Linked DNA regions of Homo sapiens: region 1 is linked to region 2. The links are chromatin contacts, found by Hi-C in ENCODE. All regions are on one chromosome and are shown on one strand. Each heading gives the region's core, a stretch centred on a gene start or an enhancer-like site at or near the end of the contact. The rest is flanking DNA. Distances are from core to core; before and after follow the strand shown.

The links. A loop is a pair of places that touch in the nucleus more often than their neighbours do. Pooled maps may share reads with other maps.
Region 1: a pooled map shows a loop between it and region 2 (9-fold over the local background). The contact joins the enhancer-like site here to the promoter of HECTD1 in region 2. A Hi-C loop is called at or near these places in 10 of 50 pooled maps.

The regions. Positions count from the first base shown.
Region 1 is chr14:32,256,717-32,259,873 of GRCh38, reverse strand. No RefSeq gene overlaps it. Among named protein-coding and RNA genes, the nearest start is that of RNU6-8, 55 kb to the right of the region's middle. Within about 2 kb of position 1,377, at least 3 of the 41 ENCODE cell types and tissues checked have a DNase peak (open chromatin) inside an H3K27ac peak, as active enhancers do.
Region 2 is chr14:31,206,097-31,209,117 of GRCh38, reverse strand. It overlaps HECTD1 (HECT domain E3 ubiquitin protein ligase 1), which reads left to right and starts at 1,325. Exons shown (of 43, transcript NM_015382.4): 1 at 1,325-2,102. RefSeq lists enhancers at 384-895, 749-918, 896-1,407, 1,920-2,433 and silencers at 1,099-1,438, 1,739-1,948, 2,069-2,278.

The sequences.
Region 1 (3,157 bases), core at 128-2,627, 1.1 Mb before region 2:
TGCTGCCTGGGGCCAGAGCTGAGTTGGTTGATGAGTCATGGCTTATCTGTTTAACTCTTTCCCATTTGCCAGATGTGAGTGACACTACCTCCTCTCTTAGGAAGCAGAAGAGGAAACATGGCATGATAATGAACATCTGAGACATTTAAAATAATGAGCTTTTGCTGTAATGAATGGAATGTTAGAAATCATGTTCTTAACATGCAAAAGCTAAAATGAAAGGTCAGTTTTTCTGTATTGAATCAGTAAGTGAGAAAATGTTTTTTGACTGTGGTATTAGAAAGAAGGCAGCATTCTGACCACACTCTTCCTCCTCCTAAAGCTCTAAGAACACTTGTGATATTTTGTTGTGGTGGGTGGCTAAGATATTTGAATTTTTGAGTCATGAGGAAATTGAAGAGTTAAATCTCACTAGCTCACAGAACCAAGCAGAAAGATAAATGCAGAGTTTAAATGTCTTTTCTCCTTCTAAAACAAACAGTGCAGAGTCAGGCATTTAAGGCAACTTCCATTATAGTAAATTTTGCACAAATAGGGTCTAGAGTATGTGTCCTACAAAACTATTCCTTTTAGAAAATTAATAATCAACAAAGTAACAATAGATGGCTACTACGATGCAAAAACAGAAGTAGTCCAGAAAGGACCCCCTTTTCTGGAATTAGCTTTGTACCCAAATAGAATTTCATGTTTACAGGCCAAGGGTCTGAAAGAGAAAAGCTAAGTTTCTAAAGATAAATGGGTTAAAAGCTGGGGAGTCTGGATGGCATCCCCTGAGATACCATTTACCTGGCATCAGGAACGTTCAGTTTTTGAGTCAAAGCTATGTCTACGGTATGAGACAGACAGGTGTTGTTTTCAGGTCCTTCAGCAGAGGTTCAATTTCCTGGGATGCCAAGGGAGGAAAGTTCAGGCCAACTCAGCTTGTCTTTACTGACAGCAGGCCAAACTCTAGTGACGATCTGATTTGGAGAGCCAAGAAGTCTTAGTTTTGATCTTTGGTAAGGAAAAGCTGAGACTCTGGCCAAGTCAACAGAAAAGGGAAGAGGCCAGGGTGGGAGTAAATCTTATGAGATGATGCCTGCCTACACACTGGGAAGGCGTGTCCAGTTTGAGGCCTCTGGCTTGCCTGCTTACACTTAGGGCAATTACTGAGCTGCTGTTTACTAAGCCTTTACATAGAGGATATATTCATTTACTGTGTCTTTGACATGCTGTTTTAAAACATCTTAGAGAGGGGTCTTACCAGTGACAGATGACCCTGAGCTCAAGAACAGGGTCCTGTAGCTTTTCCAGAACCCTTTCCTGGGAGGTCTAAATCAACCTTCTGCTTTGCTTAATGTCAGAAATAGGAGGACGGTAACCAGGCTGGGAGCCCAGTAAAAGGCAGCTGGCTTCAACTGGCCTGTGGAAGTTGCTTTCTCTGTAGCATATAACTGGACAGACATATGGTGTAACAGTTTAAAGCACAGGCCATGAAGTCAGAAATGGGTCAGTTCCCAGTTCTGCCATTTTCCAGCTTTGTAAATTTCAGTAATTTTTAAAATCTCTGTAAGTTGGCTGGCCACAGTGGCCCACACCTGTAATCCCAGCACTTTGGGAGGCCAAGGTGGGCAGATCATGAGGTCAAGAGATGACCATCCTGGCCAACATGGTGAAACCTCGTCTCTACTGAAAATACAAAAATTAGCTGGGCGTGGTGGCACGCGCCTGTAATCCCAGCTACTTGGGAGGCTGAGGTAGGAGAATCACTTGAACCAGGGAGGTGGAGGTTGCAGCGAGCCAATATCGCGCCACTGCACTACAGCCTGGCGACACAGCAAGACTCCGTCTCAAAAAAAAAAAAAAAAAATCTCTGAAAGTCACTCTCTCCTCATCTGAAAAAAATGGGAATATACCTATCTCACAAGAAATAATAAAATAAAATAATACATGTAAAGTGTTTTGGCATTAAGTAAGTTGTTAACATCTGTGTTATCCTTATTACCAGTAGAACAATGAATTGAGAAAAAGGGAGACAGGAAAGTCATTCTTGATCTGTGATTCTATTTCTCAAGTTTTAAAATAGGAACGTGAGTATTCTACCCATTTACCTTTACCCATGAGTTCTTTACCATTTACCTGAGATGACAGAAGTGAATTTCATTAGGACAGAAATACAAGATGATGTCATTAATTAGGCTATCACCTGAGGAAACCAAGATACTATCATTAACAAAAGGCTATCACCTGAGGAAAGATGGCCTTGATATTTGTCTGCTTTCTAATTTTCTTATTACATGAGAATTCGCACTTTCAGTTTGTATTTGTCACGTGCTGAGATTTTAAAATGATATCAAAATGTCTCTATAAAGAAATAAATTTTTAAGAAAAGGAAAAACCAACAGGTGATGAAAAATGAAGCCTCCACATGGCAAGACTTTGCTGAGTCACTAGGCAAACTTTGATCAGGTCAACCTCAGTGAAAAAGAATTTAAACTGACCTAAATCTATCAGAAATGAGATCTCTTTTCTCCCCCTCTGGGGAAAAAACAAAACAAACAAACAAACAAACAAACACCAAAACGGGCCAGGCGCGGTGGCTCACGCCTGTAATCCCAGCACTTTGGGAGGCCGAGGCGGGCAGATTACCTGAGGTCAGGAGTCCAAGACCACCCTGGCCAACATGGTGAAACTCCATCTCTACTAAAAAAATACATAAAAATTAGCCGGGCATGGTGGCACACGCCTGTAAACCCAGCTACTCGGGAGGCTGAGGCAGGAGAATTGCTTGAGCCCAGGAGAGGGAGTTTGCAGTGAGCCGAGATCGTGCCACTGCACTCCAGCCTGGCTGACAGAGCAAGACTCTGTCTCAAAAAAATAAATAAATAAATAAATAACCAAAAAAAACCTAAAACCAAAACAAACACATTTTCTTACCAAAGTTCTGATGCAAAAGCTAACAACCCCACAGTGTTTCATTTTTGTTGAAAAAAAAAATTCTACAGTTTATTACCTTTCCTTGAAAATAATATATACAAGGTCTTAAATATTTACCAGATGATGCAGATCTGCCAGGGTTTTCAGCCAAGTTTCAAAGTTTTATGAAGTCACTTCTTGGACATATTTCTAACAATCTGGCCCATGAAAATTAACCGGGGAAGATATTTCCACCTTCTTC
Region 2 (3,021 bases), core at 76-2,575:
CTCATGTGTTGTACTTGGGACAAAATAGTTGAATCCTCTTTTTCCTCTTGTTTCGTTAACAGGATACCTAAACGGACCATTACCTGCGACAACGGGACATGCGCGGATAGCTATCTGAAGTACAAATTTGTCATTTCCAAAATACTGGTTCTTTTTCTAAAGAAGTAGTAAAAAAGAAAGAAAAAAAAGAACCAGTATTTTGGAAATGACAAATTTGCTTAGTCGCCCAGGCTGGAGTGAGGTGGCATTATCAAAGCTCACTGCAGCCTCAATTTCTTGGGCTCGAGGGATCATCCCATCTCAACCGCTCCAGTAGCTGGGACCATAGGTGTGCGTCACCGCATCTGGGTAATTATTTTTTAAATTTTAATTTTTTTGCAGAGACCAGGTCTATGTTGCTCAGGCTGGTCTCGAACTCCGGGCCTCAAGAGAGTAAAATCATAAAGTGCTGGGATTACAGGAAACGCAGCGGACCCAAATTCTGTTCTTTACTCATACCTAGCAGCTCCTCTGGTTGCCTGAGGGACCATGTCTCAAACACTATCATGTCGTATTAATTTTTCTTTTTGTTTAAAAGCTGAAAGTGAGAGTACAGTAGGACGTCTCCGGGCTCCAACTACGTCCTATAAGCATGCATCCTTTATTCTGAATGCGTGTGAAATAAAGTTTGAAAAGAATAACCACAGACATACTTGTGACCACAAGCCACAAGAAACGTAGTCAAAAGTGCACTCTCAGTGCTGCTGCCGACCGGGCACGGCGCTGGGCCTGCATTTGCGCTTTCCTGGAGCCTCAGTGTCTCATCTGTACAACGTTGATAATCGTCGGCAGCACCTCTTTCCCAGGGTTGCTCTGAAGGGTTTTCTTTGGGGTGAACCGCCAGGCGGTCGGCCTCCCAGGAGCGGGGGGAGACGCCTTCCTTACGCGACGCACTTCCGTGCGCGAGGAGGGAAGATCGTGGCTGAGTGCGGGTGGCCTGGGCGGAAGGCTCAGCGGGGACAGGTTGGGCCGCAGCTTTGCTGTGCTGTGCCGTGCGACGCCCTCCGCAGGAGCGCGCAAAGTGTTAGCCACGGCGCCAAGCAAGCTGGACGTGCGTGCATGAGCGCGCTCGGACTGACAGGGAAGCGAAAAGGGGGCCAGGGCGCACCATAGAAAAGCCGCGGCAGAAACGTACGACACAGCCCGAGGCGGCGGGGGCGAGAGCTCCGGGGCAGGGACGGCGACGCGGCGTACCCGGTTTGGCGCCCCTGCGCGGCGGTCGGCCGTCCCGCAGCGCCCCAGGTGGCCGCCGGCGGGGTCGCCGCCGGGGGAGTGGATTTGCTCCGCCTCCGCCGGGCTCGGCTGCCCTCGGCAGCTTCCCCGCCTGGCTCTCCCTCGACCCTCCTCCCCTCCCCCTCCCGGTTCGCGATGGACTGGGCCTCCCCGCCGCGCCGCCGCCGCCGTCGCCCGCAGCACCGCGCGGGCCTCTGAGTTGCAGGGCCTGAGGAGCCGCGTGCTGGGGACTGGACGTCCGCTGGCTGCTGCCGCACGCGAGAACCTCTCGCTTCCCTGTCACCAGGTCCTCGCGGAGGAAGGGGAGGGACGAGGCGCGGCTTTTCCTGTGCCGCCTGCCCGGTTCGACCTGCGCGGCCTGCGGCTTCTTGGGAACTCTAGGGCCGCGGCCGGGCCTGGCTCTGCCGGCGGCCTGTTGGGAGCTGGATCGGAGCGGTTTGGAACGACAAGCCCGAGTAAGAGCCTGCGGGAAGGGGAGGCGGGAGCGCCTCGGACCGTCGGAAGGGCCCTGCGTGGGGGCGCGGATCCCGGACGCCCGGCGAGTGGCGGAAAGCGAGACCCCGGCGCCGAGTGAGGTCGGCCAGGCTGCTGCCGACTTCCCCGCTGGCCCCTTTGTTCCCCTCCCGGGGCCCTGCCGGCGGCGGGGCCCGGTTGCCCGCGCCAGAGCCTCAGGCCGGCTCCTTTTGCCCTTGAGAAGGGTTCGCTGCCAGGCCTTCGAGTTCCGGGCGCAGCTCCCGGGAGAGCCGGCGCCCTGCCTGGCCCGGCGGCCTCCTCTCGGGCACGAAGGCTTGCTGCTGCTTCTCCAGAACTTCCCTTCCTCGTAGACACAGGTAGTTAACTTAGCGGGGTTTGGTGCTGGGGAACCACAGCGCGGGGGCCAGCGCCTCTCAGCGCCCGGCTCGGCCGGGCCCCGGGTGTGGGGTCAACCCCGCTGGTCGCCGCCGTTGGGTGCCCACCGCGCCCCGCCGCCGGCTTCCCACACTTGCGGCTGCGTTACGTGGGACCCAAAGCTGTCCTCCAGTCAGGGCGCTTACGGGGCGCTTTTGTAATGACTTACCTGTTGGGGTTGCTTCTCGGTTTTGTTTTTGTTTTTTTAACCAACTGCCCTATCTTGTGAAGCTGGGGAAAGAGGGCCCTAGGTTGGCCTACATTCGTTCGGATCCGTAACCTGCTGGTCCATTGCATTTACTTTTAGCCTTTCCTTTTTTAATTTTTTTATTTTTTTAACTTTTAAGAATAGTTGCCAAGACTGCCAAAATTCCTAACCAACTCTTTATTCATAGATAAATCTTGTATATAATTGTCGTTTGTATTTGGATATCTTTAAAATAGAAGTAAATTGAGAAGTCAGCAGAATATGTGAAATTGGAGGTAATTTTGAAGGAGAAACAATTTGGAGGGGGATTGGATCAAGGTGTTTAGAGTTTCCTCAAAATACTGAATCTAACCCTTATCTGAAGATCAGTTTTGGGTAGAGAAGGAGGGGGATGAAGTTTGCTGGAAAAAACAGAACCTTTAGTTAGGTGTTCTTTGCCTTTTGGCATAGACTTTAGTGATAGCAGTAGTGGGACCTGAAGCTTGACTGACTGTCTTTGACACAGACAGCTCTGGTTTCTAGTTAAGCAGCAACCTAATCAGCTTATATACTCTTGTGCAAAACTGGTTTTCATTTGGTATGATATCTGTACGTTAAACCTGGCGGATAAGGAAAGTTGAAAAACTGCATTAAGCACTCTTACGTCCAAACGT